2 separate regions of the Homo sapiens genome follow, and region 2 is linked to region 1. Evidence: read pairs that join two places in POLR2A ChIA-PET (ENCODE). Cell type or tissue: CD4-positive, alpha-beta T cell. All regions are shown on one strand. Region 1 holds the start of LOC105378976 (a long non-coding RNA gene). Region 2 overlaps IL6ST (interleukin 6 cytokine family signal transducer).

Evidence for each region. Peaks named below come from ENCODE experiments on the same cell type or tissue, not always from the same donor. Only the 100,000 strongest peaks of a DNase experiment are listed, where the experiment ranks them.
Region 2: POLR2A ChIA-PET joins it to region 1 with 12 read pairs; 4 of 35 experiments call an interaction of 5 or more read pairs at or near these places.

What each region holds. Positions count from the first base shown.
Region 1 is chr5:56,054,644-56,062,643 of GRCh38, reverse strand. It overlaps LOC105378976 (a long non-coding RNA gene), which reads right to left and starts at 3,624. Exons shown (of 2, transcript XR_007058777.1): 1 at 3,548-3,624. In CD4-positive, alpha-beta T cell, no CTCF peak of the experiment used is centred here; DNase peaks (open chromatin) are centred at 1,723, 3,603 and 4,143; H3K4me3 peaks cover 1,218 bases; H3K27ac peaks cover 3,337 bases.
Region 2 is chr5:55,948,246-55,956,245 of GRCh38, reverse strand. IL6ST (interleukin 6 cytokine family signal transducer) reads left to right here. Exons shown (of 17, transcript NM_002184.4): 10 at 11-221; 11 at 1,254-1,436; 12 at 3,895-3,996; 13 at 4,171-4,317; 14 at 4,642-4,782. Among named protein-coding and RNA genes, the nearest start is that of IL6ST, 43 kb to the left of the region's middle. In CD4-positive, alpha-beta T cell, no CTCF peak of the experiment used is centred here; no DNase peak of the experiment used is centred here.

The DNA.
Region 1 (8,000 bases):
TCTCGAACTCCCGACCTCAGGTGATCCACCCACCTCAGCCTCCCAAAGTGCTGGGATTACAGGTGTGAGCCACCACGCCTGGCCTCAAATTTAAAAGTTTAATCAAACAAAATGTAAGCAACATTCTTAGTTCATGGGTCATACAAAACAAGTGCCATTTGGCCCACAAGTCATAGTCTGTGAGCTGCTTCTGTGGAATAGAAAAAGGAATCGTTGCAACCATCTCCTTATCCAATCTCTCACTCTGCTCTTAACCCAATACCTCTGGGACTCAAGAAATTAAAATACCTCCACCACATTTATTGCTATATAAGTGAGTATATGTATGCACATGGTTCCATCTTACATGTTCCAAAAATCAAAGGACTCACCAAAAACAGGAGCTACAATTCCACATTTGATTTTAAGAAACCAACACCCCAGGTTTTCAAATGCCCCTTAAGAGCTTTGCTTGTAACAAATATTTTTGCTTTTTGTTGCATTGTGGCAGAGGATTTTAGGATCAGCACCTTTGCAGTCAACTACCCAACCTCTCTCCTCTCCTGGGAATCCTTCTTCCACACCCTTACACAAATTGTCAACAGCATGGCCTCCCGTCACCTCCCAAGCCAGCCTCTTCCAATGCTTACAAGCTGTAACTATTAGAAAGTCCTGATACCGGGACGTGTGTGGTGGCTCACACCTGTAATCCCAGCACTTTGGGAGGCCAAGGCTGGTTGGTCACTTGACGTCAGGAGTTCAAGACCAGTTTGGCCAACATGGTGAAACCCCATCTCTAGGAAAAATAAAAAAATCAGCCAGGTGTGGTGGCATGCCTTTTGTCTGTAATCCCAGCTACTCGGGGGGCTGAGGCAGGAGAATCACTTGAACCTGGGAGGCGCATGTTGCAGTGAGCCGAGATTGTGCCACTGCACTTTAGTCTGGGCAACAGAGCAAGACCCCAAGGGAATGGAAGGGGAGGGGAGGGGAGAAAGGAAGAAAGGAAAGAAAGTCCTGATTTTTTTTATGGTATTTAATTTCCTTTAATATCACATAAATTCTTTTTTATATATGGAGTATTTTATAATCTGTATTTGAAAAGAAGTGATTCATTATTCTTGATTCTACTAGAAATATTATTATATAAAAGACATCAGTGAGGCCGGGCATGGTGGCTCACTCCTGTAATCCCAGCACTTTGGGAGGCTGAGGTGGGCAGATCACAAGGTCAGGAGATCGAGACCATCCTGGCTAACACGGTGAAACCCCGTCTCTACTAAAAATACAAAAAATTAGCCAGGCGTGGTGGTGGGCGCCTGTAGTCCCAGCTACTCGGGAGGCTGAGGCAGGAGAATGGCATGAACCCAGGAGGTGGAGCTTGCAGTGAGCCGAGATGGCGCCACTGCACTCCAGCCTGGGCGACAGAGAGATACTCCATCTCAAAAAAAAAAAAGCCATCAGTGCAAACCTTCCTAGGGGTATTTGGGGCATTAAAAGAGAGCATCTCTAAGGTTACAGCCCTATCCCAAGCCCCATCAGGAATTCTCCCAGACAACTCAATGACCTCCCTGGGCATACTTGCCTCCCTCCAGTCCACTCTCCACACTGCAACCAGGTTGATCATTTAAAAAGGTACATCTGATTATGTCACCCTCTTGCCTAAATCATTTTAATGGTTTCTCATCATTCTCAGAATAGAAACCAAAATCCCTACCACAGCCCACAAAGCCCAGCCTGCAGCCTCATCTCGTTGCCTCCCCATAAGCTTCCATCTACGACAATGCCTTGTCTCCTCACCTCCTCAGAGTTGTCACTCTCCTGCAGGTGGTCCTCTCTGCCTGAATGCTCTGTACCTACCTCATACCGTTCCCTGCTCACTTCTCTTGAGTAAATACCTAGGAGTGAGATTGTTATGTTACATGCTTTGTGTATGCTTAACTTTGTAAGAAACTGCTGTCAATCAAGAAAAATGACGAGACAAGTCTCAATCATTTTAGGAGGTTTATTTTGCCAAAGTTAAGGCTGCACACCTGGGAGACAGGTCTATGCCTTTCTCTGAAGATGATTTTGAGGGCTCCAAATTTAAAGGGGAAAGGGCAGGATATTGAGATGTATACAATTTTCATGTAAGAGCAGGGTAAGGAAAAATAGCCATTCATGCCTTTGTCTGGCTCAGTGAATCTGCGGTTTTTACATAAGATGACATAGACAAATGGGGCAGAGGAAAAAATGCAGGGAATCTGCTTTTTTTTTTTTTTTAGACAGAGTCTCGCACTGTCGCTCAGGCTGGAGTGCAATGGCACGATCTCGGCTCACTGCAACCTCTGCCTCCCAGGTTCAAGCAGTTCTCCTGCCTCAACCTCCCAAATAGCTGGGATTAGAGGCGCCTGCCACCACGCCCAGCTAACTTTTTGTATTTTTAGTAAAGGCGCGATTTCACTATGTTGGCCAAGCTGGTCTCAAACTCCTGACCTCGTGATCCGCCAGCCTCCGCCTTCCAAAGTGATGGGATTACAGGTGTGAGCCATCACGCCCGGCTGGGAATCTGCATTTTCCATAAGATAACATAGACGAAAATGGGCCAGGAGAACAATCTGATATGCATTTGTGTCTGGTGGGCCAGGGGTGACAGCATCCATAAAGATAAGGATCAGTTTACATTGCCATGGTGAAATTTTAACAGAAACACCTTAGAAGATCTTGCAGCTCACAAGGAATTTCCTTGTGGGCAAAATATGGGGGAAGCTTGTAGCTTTTCATCTTGTAGCCATCTTATTTAGGAACCAAAAATGGGGAAGCAGGTTTGTGTGACCCAGTTCCCAGCTTGACTTTTCCCTTTGGCTTAATGAGTTTGGGATCCCAAGATTTAATTTCCTTTCACACTGCCAAATTGTTTTCCAGAGTGGCTGTACTATTTTGCATTCCCGTCAGCAATGTAAGAAAATTCTTAAAAATATCAAGTGCTCCAAATCCTTGCTAGCACTTGATATTGGTAGTTTCATTGTATGCTACATTTTTTTTTTTAGACGGAGTTTTGCTCTTGTTGTCCAGGCTGGAGTGCAATGGTGTGATCTTGGCTCACCGCAACCTCCGCCTCCCAGGTTCAAGCGATTCTCCTGCCTCAGCCTCCAGAGTAGCTGAGATTACAGGCATGTGCCGTCACGCCTGGCTAATTTTGTATTTTTAGTAGAGACGGGGTTTCTCCATGTTGGTCAGGCTTGTCTTGAACTCCTGACCTCAGATGATCTGCCCACCTCGGCCTCCCAAAGTGCTGGGATTACAAGCGTGAGCCACTGTGCCCAGCCTGTATGCTATATTTTTAACAAAGCACAGAGTAAGTGCTATCCGATTATGAGGTTCCGCTAAAGGGAATAGAAGATGAGTAACTCCTTTGAACCCATTTCAGTGAGAGCTCTCTGGTCGAAGTTATCTCCCACTCTCCCTCCAGCCTTCATAGTAATAACCTTTAGCCAAGCTGCTATGAAAGCACAAGAGATTTAATGGGCTTAACCACAGAGACTGTTTTTCAGACTGAATTGATAAAAGTACAGCAGCTTCAAAGTCTTACCTTACTATCTCTACCCAGCTCAGTCTTACTCCTGACCACGACTTCGACTTCGCTGTTGGAATCAAAGTGGTGAGTGTGAAGGTCACATGTGTAAAAATGTTACAAAGGGCATAGTCACAGAGGGCTTGAAGACTTCCGGGAGCGAAAATACTTTTGAAGGTTGGTTAACATATTTTCCAGATCAACTGAGAGTTTAACTCTTCAGAAGACTACAAGTGGATTCTTTTTTCTTTCCCTTAACACAGAACCTACATGTTGGTAAGCACTTGTAGACATGGGTACCTTTGACAACTGTAGCTTCCAATAAAGCGTGCAAGGGTGCTAATATCACACCAATTAAAAGGCTGACATGCAAATTGCTAGAAGTGTTTTACAGTTTGTTTTTCATTGTATCAGAATACCCCAGTGAGAATGTTTTTGACTAATACAGTAATAAAAGGCTGGCTCTGGAGCTACCCTTTGCTAAGGTAACATATTAATGAGTCACCAGAAGCTATAAATAGAACTCAACATGAACTTCTGTCCACAATTACACCACTATTCCCACAAAGAGAGATGTTACTAATGATGGAACACGGCCTGCTAGCCACTATTACAACCAAGGCGGGTGAGGACACGGGGAACCACAGCCTTGTGGGAAATGTGCACTGTGCTACGAGTTGCTGAGATGTCATTACAGTGTGTGCTTTCCCTTACGGCCTGTGAGGCAGTTTTATTGTTTTCCTTAAGGATCATCAATGTGTATGCCAGCCAAGTTTGTCAAATTCTCTCTCTCTCTCTCTCTCTCTCTCTCTCTCGTTAAATTCCAGACAATAATTGCCTTGAGTCAGTAATTTATAGGAGAGCTCCATAACCATTTACTGGATGGATATAACACTCTGGAATTTTTTTTTTTTTTTTTTTGAGACGGAGTCTAGCTCTGTCACCCAGGCTGGAGTGCAGTGACACGCTCTCTGCTCACTGCAAGCTCCGCCTCCCGGGTTCACACCATTCTCCTGCCTCAGCCTCCTGGGTAGCTAGGATTACAGGCACCCACCACCAGGCCCGGCTAGTTTTTTTTATTTTTAGTAGAGACGGGGTTTCATTGTGTTAGCCAGGATGGTCTCAATCTCCTGACCTCGTGATCCGTCCGCCTCGGCCTCCCAAAGTGCTGGGATTATAGGCGTGAGCCACCGCGCCTGGCCAATTTTTTTTAAGACTCAGGGTCTCACTCTGTGGCCTAGCCTGGGGTAGAATGGTGCAATCATGGCTCACCACAGCCTCAAACACCTGGGCTCAAATGATCCTACCACTTCAGCCTCCTAAGTAGCTGGGACTACAGGTGCACAACCCACATGCAATAATTTTTATTTAGTTAGTTAGTTATTTGAGACAGAGTCTTGTTCTGTCGCCAGGCTGGAGTGCAGTGGCGCGATCTCGGCTCCCTGCAACCTCTGCCTCCTGGGTTCAAGCGATTCTCCTCCCTCAGCCTCCGGAGTAGCTGGGATTACAGGCACCCGCACCATGCCCGGCTAATTTTTTGTATTTTAGTAGAGATGGGGTTTCACCTTGTTGGCCAGGATGGTCTTGATCTCCTGACCTTGTGATCCGCCCGCCTTGGCATCCCAAAGTGCTGGGATTACAGGCGTGAGCCACTGCGCCCAACCTATTTTTTAGCTTTTTAGAGACAAGTTCTCACTATGTTGCCCAGGCTGGTCTCAAACTCCTGGCCGCAAGCCATCCTCCTTCTTTGGCCTCCCAAAGTGCTGGGATTATAGGCACAGGCTACCACACCTGGCAATACTCCAGAATTTTGATCAGTTATATACACAGGTCAATATATTCAAGCCAATTTCCTTCAAAATATCCATTTAAATGTTCCCCCTATCAAAAGATATCTCTGCCAACAGCCCTACTATGTTTCCTCACACCTTGCTGAGCTCATTTCTTCAGGCAATAATGAGGAGAGAATAAAATGTCACCTGGAAACTGAGAAAGGGCAAACATGTCAAGACCCTGCTATTCACCACACCTTAGGTCTAGTTTCACACCAACTCTAGAGGGAGGATAGGAGACAGAAAAAGTAATGTTGAGAAAACAGAAGTGGTCAGAAATGGTCCAGTACACAAAGTCCTACTAGAGTAGAGAGCCAGAGCTCTCTACTGTGGAAATCTGTAGACTCCAGGTTCTCGGGGGAGACGTTGAGAAAGAGAAATAAAGAGACAGTAAACAAATCATCTTCCCTGCGAGTTTGCCTGGTGGTCTCTCATTTCCCATGGCCAAGTCCTCAGTAAATGCTTCCAGTACCTGAGTCAGTCTGAGAAATCGAGGGAGGGTAGGAAAGGAAAGTTATATGTGGTAGGCAGTAACTTTCTCTTCTTACTCACGTTCGAATGCAATCTAGGCAGATGGCAGAACGTTCAAATCAATGATCTCTTCTTCACAAGTTCAGGTCAGAATTATAAGCTCTCTGTGGTCCCACCCCCGGTTCCCTCATCTCTTCTTTCCTCCCCCCAGCATCATACACAGTACCCTTCTTCTCCAGGACCCTCCCTCCATCTCTGTTTTATTTTAACTAGAGTACTGTCTGCTTTTCTGCCCTTTCATGATTCAAGTCATGAAACCTAATGCGAAAAGGCAAGATGACCAAGCAAATGGAAAAGACAAACGTCTAAAATTCTGCAACAATGAGATGAATCTATCTGAAGAGGCTTCCATTCCAGAGGGCAAGAAAAGGGAAGAGAAAATACTCCCCGTAGATGCTAGGTCCTCTGGAGGTAGTAATAAGGAGCCCAAACTATGTCTTCCTCATAGTCTAAGACTCAGTCCTACCTGAGATGCACGGGGCTTGGGATGATGCCTGTCTTTCAGAAGCACTCCCCACACCCCACTGTGGTGCCAGCTTAGGAAATTCCACGGGGACAGGGCTCAACTCTGAGCTCCAACTCCCAACCACCTTCTCCCTTTGGCTTATTCCCTCATCCTCAAAGTGGCTAGGCATACACAAAACCCGGAAGAAGAAAGTGTTCGGGTATAAGGATCCCCTGGTTTGACAGATGGCTCAAAGTTCAAGTGGCACAGAAAAGACAAAAACAGGAAGTATAAGGACATAGGGGTGTCTATAGCAGCAGAGGCTGAAGGAAGACTAGAATGGAGAATGGATACACATAGAGAACAGGGGGTACTCTCTGACTCTGTGCCTCTGCTTTAGTCTTTAAAGACAAAGAAACTTCCAGAACCAAGGTATTGACTATCATCATCCTATGCTCTTTCTATATCACAACTCTGTCTCGTAAGGATGTCTGGCTAGTTTTTCTCATATCTGCAAGCCTGGCCATACTCTAACACGGTCAGGGTTATTAATATAAGGTCTTCTATGGTGTAACTTGTGCCAATGAATGAGATTGGATCTATTTCGATGCTGCAATAACCAGTTGTATATCTATTGGTAAATAGTAAAAACCCCAGAGAGATGCAAATTGATAGCCAGTCAATCCCAAGCACTCAAAATTATTCTGTAGACTGTCTCAACAGACTCTAGGACTAGTCTAGCCTTGCTAATCCTCTGGTAAGAAGGATCTCACCCACGCTACTCCACTCAGAGAAATTGGATCCAGACCTATGCTGAGCCCTCAGAGCTCTGGTTAGACCACAGCAGAGATGATGACCTCAGAACTCTGGGTCCATGTGAGCCAGGAGCAATCTCCAAGATAGCACAAAAGCTACAGGCTTACCTGCTAACTATCAACAATTTTTTAAGATTCCTCAAACTTTCTAAAGAGAATTCAGTTTGTTACAGATTCACAAGGAGAAGATTGGACCAAGACCCAGAGGCTGAGATCAGTATAGAGATCTTTTAAAATTAGCCGGGTGTAGTGGCGGGTGCCTATAATCCCAGCTACCTGGGAGGCTGAGACAGGAGAATCTCTTGAACCCAGGAGGCAGAGGTTACAATGAGCTGAGATTGCACCATTGCACTCCAGCCTGGGCAGCAAGAGCAAAACTTCATCTCAAAATAAATAAATAAATAAAGATCTTTTAACATAAAGTCCAGCCAGGTACAACCTTCCAAGATCAGATCTTCCAAATATCAGAATGACCTGGGAGCACATTTTTTTAGGTTTTTTAAAAATTGAGATAAAATGTATATGACATAAAATTAACCATTAACCATTTTAAAGCATACAATTCAGTGGCATTTAGTACATACACAATGTTGTGCAATCATTACCTCTAACTATTTCCAAGAAGTTTCACCACTCGCAAGGACATTCCTTACCCATTAAAAAATCACACTTGGGCTATGGCTCATGCCTGTAATCTCAGCATTTTGGGAGGCTGAGGCAGGCAAATCCCTTGAGGCCAGGAGTTCAAGACCAGCCTGGCCAACATGGCGAAACCCCATCTCTACTAAAAATACAAAAATTATCTGGGTGCAGTGGTGTACACCTGTAATCCCAGCTACTCGGGAGGC
Region 2 (8,000 bases), 110 kb after region 1:
TTTATTACAGACATTGCCTCCTTTTGAAGCCAATGGAAAAATCTTGGATTATGAAGTGACTCTCACAAGATGGAAATCACATTTACAAAATTACACAGTTAATGCCACAAAACTGACAGTAAATCTCACAAATGATCGCTATCTAGCAACCCTAACAGTAAGAAATCTTGTTGGCAAATCAGATGCAGCTGTTTTAACTATCCCTGCCTGTGACTTTCAAGGTTTGTATCTGTGAGATGGAGCCTGACTCTTGGGTGGAAAAATGGTGGTTAGGTATGGACAGGGCTCCCATAAAAAACACAAGTTATCTAAGACTGTCTCCTCAGTATCAGGGATAATCACTTGTTTATTTTTTAATTTTTTAAATTTTATAAATAATGATTTTCTTTTTTTCAGAGACTGGGTCTCGCCAGGTTGCTCAGGCTGGTCTCGAACTCCTGAGCTCAAGCGATCTCCCCTGGCCTCCCAAAGTGCTGGGATTAACAGGCATATGCCACCAAACCCAGCTAGTGATCGCATTTTTAGGAATCAGTCAGCAGACAAATTTCATCAGGATGCAAGAACATTTCCATCACTACATGCTCACTTAAACTTCACAGTAAGCTACTTCATTCATTTAAGCATATTCTGATTACTTACCTGGTTTTTAAAATATTATTTCAAGATTTTGAGAACTTTGTATACATATGACTGAAACGTTTATCTGTAGCTTTATTCGTAGCTTTCAAAGAAGAAAAATTGCAATTACAAACCGAAAGCATTTGAAGAATTTAGGGAAAGCAAATTTTTTTTTTTCTTTTTGAGACAGTCTTGCTCTGTCGCCTAGGCTGGAGTGCAATGGCACGATCTCAGCCTCTGCCTCCTGGCTTCAAGCGATTCTTGTGCACCAGCCTCCCAAGTAGCTGGAATTAAAGGCACGCACCACAATGCCTGGCTAATTTTGTATTTTTAGTAGAGACGGGGTTTCACCGTGTTGGCCAGGCTGGTTTCGAACTCCTGATGTCAAGTGATCCACCTGCCTTGGCCTCGTAAAATGTTGGAATTACAGGAATGAGCCACAGTGCCCAGCGGGGAAGCAAAATCTAAGTTTAAAAATTGACTACTTTACCTGTAAGTTATAATAAAGTGCTTTTAGGCAAGGAAGTATATGCTACAAAAATTGATAAATCACATGTTTTGGAAATGACTGTAAAATATGGAAATTTCAAATTTGTTAATATTTATTATTTCAATATTCAAACTTTGTTTTAAAGCTACTCACCCTGTAATGGATCTTAAAGCATTCCCCAAAGATAACATGCTTTGGGTGGAATGGACTACTCCAAGGGAATCTGTAAAGAAATATATACTTGAGTGGTGTGTGTTATCAGATAAAGCACCCTGTATCACAGACTGGCAACAAGAAGATGGTACCGTGCATCGCACCTATTTAAGAGGTATACCTGGCTAGAAACATCTAAATTGATATCCTTTTTCTAACTCTTTAGGCAGCTTTTTCTTTTGCTTATAGTGTTTTGGTCCGTTGAAACGACTTCCAATTTATCATAGCCTCACTACTTACTAGATGTGTGACTTTCAGCAAGTCATACTTAACCTCTCTGAATTACAGTCTCTTTATGAACAGAGTGGGGTTAATACTTTCTTCTTTTTGTACCCCAATATGATTTTATCGTCAAGGGAAAACTCCTAAAACTATAGAGTATAGAGAAATATAAGAGTCCAACCTTTGCTGCTGATTAGTTATATGTTCTCTGTACCTCATCCTTCACATGAGAAAATAGTTTCCTAGAGCATCTGGATGACTTGTGTAATGTCTTAGAACCATCAGATAGAGGAAGCAGAACTAGAACTCAGATTTCCTTATGTCTTTCAATTGGAAGTAGTAACAAAGGACAGAAGTAATGAATCGTAGCGCTCCAGTCTGTGTGTTATGGTGCTGCTTAAGTGGTTATAAAGTGATACAACAACTTTGAAGAGAAAAAAACTCAGTTTATAGTCTTTTGTTGATAATTAATAATTAGAATTCAGCTGTGAATAATATGGTTAATTAGAGAAAAGCCCTAAGCAGAGAGATTCCTGCCATAAAGTTTTTGAGCTTTAGTCATAATACAGGCTGTTTGGACTTACATGTTATTAGTGTACAGTTTTAATAAGCTTGGTTATCTAGTTTACTGACTTTATCAAATTAAAAACATGGTGGAGCTTAGGAAGTCCTGAAACAGGCTGGAAATAACTATAGAAACTTCTTAAAAAAAAATAAATACAGGGTCTCACTCTGTTGCCTAGGCTAGAGTATGGTGGCATGATCATGGCTGACTGCAGCCTTCAACTCCCAGGCTGAAGTGACCCTTCTGCCTCATCCTCTGGAGTATCTGGGACTACAGGCACATGCTGCCACACTCAGCTAATTTTATTTTTTTGTAGAGAGGGAATCTCACTGTGTTGCAAAGGCTGATCTCCAACACCTGGCCTCAAGCGATTCTTTTACCTCAAACTCCCAAAGTGCTGGTATTACAGGCGTGAACCACTGCTCAGAGCCAATAGAAACTTTTTAAAGCAGCAGCCGATGCGGTGGCTCACGCCTGTAATTCCAGCACTTTGGGAGGCTGAGGCGGGCAAATCACCTGAGGTCGGGAGTTCGAGACCAGCCTGACCAATGTGGATAAACTCCGTCTCTACTAAAACAAAATCAGCTAGGCGTGGTGGCACATGCCTGTAATCCCAGCCATTTGGGAGGCTGAGGCTGGAGAATCTCTTGAACCCGGGAGGCGGAGGTTGCAGTGAGCCAAGATCATGCCATTGCACTCCAGCCTGAACAACAAGAACGAAACTCCATCTCAAAAAAAATAGAAGCTAGCATAAGTTGTGGAGACATTAAGTTTGGGTAGGTAGTCGTATGTTGCTCAGTAACCCTGAAAGCATCACATTAGAGTAGAATATAAAAATTGTTCATTTTTTGGTAATATTGAATCATTAAGAAAAGGTAAAATCTGTTTAAGAAGGTAAAGGAGCATGTAACTTCATGAGTAATAGTTAAGGAATATACATTCTTATTGAAGGTATAAATTTCAATAAAACATTTTCTAATATGTACAGATAATATACTGTATAAATAAGAAAAATTTTAGTGGTGCATGCTAAAAAAGATAAAAATAAAGGAAGTTTGTTTTGGTTTTTGTTTTTTTGAGACAGAGTCTCACTCTGTCGCCCAGGCTGGAGTGCAGTGGTGCGATCTCGGCTCACTGCAAGCTCCGCCTCCTGGGTTCAAGTGATTCTCCTGCCACAGCCTCCCAAGCATCTGGGACTACAGGTGCCCACCACCATGCCCAGCTAATTTTTGTATTTTCAGTAAAGGGGGGTTTCACCATGTTGGCCATGCTGGTCTCAAACTCCTAACCTCAAGTGATCCTCCCACCTTAACCTCCCAAAGTGCTGGGATTACAGACGTGAGCCACAGCGCCTGGCCGAGGAAATTTTTTAAGATACCCTTTTTTCCAACTCGCAAACTAGGACCGTTAGTGCTTTCCCCTAGGTCTTACTGCTTTAGTCGTCTTGCTCCTTAGGCTGTTCTCTCTTGTAGGTAAGACATACAAAAATTGTCAGACTCTATAAAATCCAGAGTAATTTGAGATCATTGTTTTATAAATTCTAAATGTAAATACCATCATTGTTCTTAACAATGTATTTTTTATCCACTGCATTGGCAATACTTTTACAGACAGTTTTACCTGATTAAGCTTGAATCCAGTACACAAAAGACAATGCTTACTTAGAAAACTGCAGTTTTAAAAGAAAATTAAGTGGTCATGAAATTATAATGTAAAAATAAATTACGGTATTAACTTGACTTTTTCATTATGGAAAAACATGCTTAATCTGCTATTCTTGCTTTAGGGAACTTAGCAGAGAGCAAATGCTATTTGATAACAGTTACTCCAGTATATGCTGATGGACCAGGAAGCCCTGAATCCATAAAGGCATACCTTAAACAAGCTCGTAAGTCCAAACTCACTTCTTTGAAAAAAAAAGTTTAGGGCTTTGTATTAACAGAAACATTTTATCGCTTTTAAATAAAGATGTATCTCATTATGTTCAAATGATTTTATGACAAGGAAATTTTACTAGATTGTAAATGATTTTCAGTTAGCAAATGTGTTCACTCTGTTACAGCACCTTCCAAAGGACCTACTGTTCGGACAAAAAAAGTAGGGAAAAACGAAGCTGTCTTAGAGTGGGACCAACTTCCTGTTGATGTTCAGAATGGATTTATCAGAAATTATACTATATTTTATAGAACCATCATTGGAAATGAAACTGGTAATAAAACTGTATCAGTTATTAAGAATCAGTTATTTTTTCCTTAAGCTTTTAAGTACTAATTTAAGTCTGTTCTTCTTATACATCTTATAGTATATTGGCCTCAGGAGACACCTGAGAATTTGCCTTATGGTTACTTTCATGGATTTATTGAAAAAGTATTGTGTTGTGCTTTAGAACATAAAATTATGTCAGAACATTATAAAAGTTGTTTTCCAACAAAAATACTTCGCTTCTTTTTTAACACTTTCACAATGCCAAATATAGGCCAAATAAGCAAAAGCATTGAATAGTTGAATGAAGCACAGTTCTTATTTCTTCCAGCTGTGAATGTGGATTCTTCCCACACAGAATATACATTGTCCTCTTTGACTAGTGACACATTGTACATGGTACGAATGGCAGCATACACAGATGAAGGTGGGAAGGATGGTCCAGAATTCACTTTTACTACCCCAAAGTTTGGTAAGAAATAATGAAGTTTGGTTTTTTTTCTTTCTCAAACTTAGGTTAGAAATGAACTTAGTTTATGTGCTAAAATTGTGTTAAAAAGTACATCTTTGGATTCATGATGATTTTTATATTATCTGGCTTTGGTTGGTGGTTTCTTTATAGAAAGTGTTATTCCTCACCTTTTTGGTATTTTATTAACTGCTTCTGACTATATTCAGCTGTACTAAAAATCCTAAAAGAATTTGTGTATCTTTCCATGTGGGTTCATTTTTTTCACTGGTTTGGGTGTGTTCTTTCCTTCTCTATCCTCATTTCTTTCTTTTATTGAGAGATTACTTGAAGGACTAGTCCACTTTACAGTCTTCACTTCCGTACCTCCCACTCAGTATTTAACATACTGAAATTAGGGGTCCTACCCCACCCCTGCACTGAAACCTCTCTGGTGTCACTCAGAAGACCTCTTGATCATCATATGTACTGCATGCTTTTTAGTTTTCATCTTTTTTCTACTTTTTTTTTTTGGAGGCAGGGTCTTACTCTGTTGCCCAGGCTACAGTGGAGTGCAATGGCATGAACATGGCACACTGCAGCCTTGACCTCCTGGGCTCAAGTGATCCTCCTACCTCAGTTTCTCAAGTAGCTGGGACCAGTGCCACCACATCCAGCTAATTTTTTTTATAGAGATGGCTGGTCTCAAACTCCTGGGCTCAAGTGATCCTTCTGCCTTGGCCTCCTAAAGTGCTGGGATTATAGACATAAGCCACTGCCTCCAGCCTTTTCTGCATTTGACTCTGTTGGCCTTCCATCCTTGAAACTCCCTCCTCCCTTGGGTTTTCTAACCATACTTTTTCTGCTAGCACAGTCTCCTGAGTCTCCTTGTTCTTTGGTGTTTTCTTCTTCTTCTCCTTTTTTTGCTTTTTTTTTTTTTTTTTTTTTTTTTGAGACAGAGTCTCGCTCTGTCACCCAGGCTGGAGTGCAGTGGTGCGATCTCAGCTCACTGCAACCTCCACCTCCCAGGTTCAAGTGATTCTCCTACCTCAGCCTCCCACGTAGCTGGGGTAGAGGTGCCCACTACCATGCCTGGCTAATTTTTTGTATTTTTGTAGAGACGGGGTTTCACCATGTTGGCTGGGATGGTCTCGACCTCCTGACCTCAGGTGATCCACCTGCCTCGGCCTCCCAAAGTGCTGGGATTACAGGCATGAGCCACCGCACCCGGCCTCTTGACCCTGTTTTCTTACTTGCCTATTCAAACTCTGTCCATGGCTTTAGCCATCTTCTCTTTCCTTCCCAAATACATTTTCCCTCCCTCGTTCTATGCCAAAGCCATAAATTTAAATGTGATTACAATAAATGTATTTGTATATTTTTCTCTCACATAAGCTGAGTGTCAAGTCCTGTTGATTGTGCGTACCCTTTCATCATCATTTTCTTCAACTGCAAGCTCCTCATGCTAACTTCTCTTTTCTTAGTGCATTGCCCCCAGTGAGGTCTTCACCTCATCATCTGGCTCTTCTGTATCTTCCCTAAAGCAAACTTAACCAACATTCTTTCTTGCTCCCCCTACATTTTGAATCATTATAGAAAATTACCTTATTTTACCATAATTGTAACCCCCACCCCCAAGTGCCAGCCTAGTTAATGATAAGTAGTAAATTCCATGTGCCTTGTTGGTTGAATGCTTGCTGAATGAGGGAATAAATGAATGAGTGACTACATAAAATAAATGATAAAAGTTCCTGAGCTTTGCTGTTAGGGTCAGTAATGAATATAGTTTCTGGGATAAGGTTGGTCCCATGTGGTGGTATGTTAATAGGTATGTTATTTAAAATAAAACTTTATACCATAATCTTGAGAAAAATTAAAAAATAAACTTAAAAATGTATATTTTATGTATTTCTGTGGAGACCAGCCATCTCTACAGAGCTTTGTATATATGTATGTGTGTGTGTACACACACACATAAAAGCCCATATGTATATTTTTTGTTTGTTTGTTTTTGAGACAGAGTCTTGCTCTGTCTCCCAGGCTGGAGTGCAGTGGTGCAGTCATAGCTCACTGCAACCTCAAATTCCTGGGCTCAAGCAATCCTCCTGCCTCAGCCTCCCAAGTAACTAAGACTGCTGGTAGGCACCACCATGCCTGGCTAGTTAAAACAATTTTTTTGGTAGAGATGGGATCTCGCTGTGTTGCCCAGGCTGGTTTTGAACTCCTGGCCTCAGTCCTCCTGCCTTAGCCTCCCAGAGTGCCGGATTACAGGTATGAGCCACCATGCTCAGCCTAAAATTTTTTTATTACATAGGTGTTCATTATAGGGAATTTAGACTGTACAGTAAAATGTAGAGAGGAAGAAAAATTAGTCCTAGTCCCTTACCCCAAAATAACATATTTGTGTATCCTTTTAGTGTCTTCTTTGTATATATTTTTTTCCTAAAATTAAATTATACTTAGTATTATTTTATAACCTACCTTTTTTCAATTCTCTATCTGTAGTCTCATGGATCCATTATGGCTTCTTCACATGGCTTGAGTCTTGCCAACGAGGACCTTACAGCTTAGTTGAAGAAATTTTGCATAAGTAAATCAGAAAAAGGAGAACCTGTGGACTATGTAGACAGTAAATAGAGTAGGAATTTAAATATACCAGTAGTGGATAATTTTACCTTCAAAGGTTTTATGAAGAAGAAAATACTTGAGCCTTGAGTTAGTATGTGGACAAATAGGAAGAAGGTGGCATCTTAGAGAGCAGCATGAGCAAAGGCACAGGCTTGAAAACATAAAAGCAGATGTTTAATAAAGCAAAGTTTCTGCCTAAATTAGATTTGGCATTTTATATATATATACACACATACATACCCATATCAATATATATATACACACATATATCAATATATACACACATAAATATATATACATACACCCATATATATATATATATGATGCTTAGCATTTAAGAGTTAATATTTGCCAACCCATAGTTTATTCTCAAGCATTTAACTGATTTCTTGATTTCTACTGAGCTTCATAGGATGTTAGTTACTTACAAAGGGATATGTGTGGTGGAAGGATAAAATTAAGTGAATAGTATATGGCTGCAATATTACTTTCATACATTTTTTACTGTAAAAGACTAAGTAAAATTCAAAATTAATCAGGACAGTCATTTAAAAAATCTCCAATGTTAATTATCCCAATTAGTGATTAATTTGATGAACAAGTCCTCTTTTAAA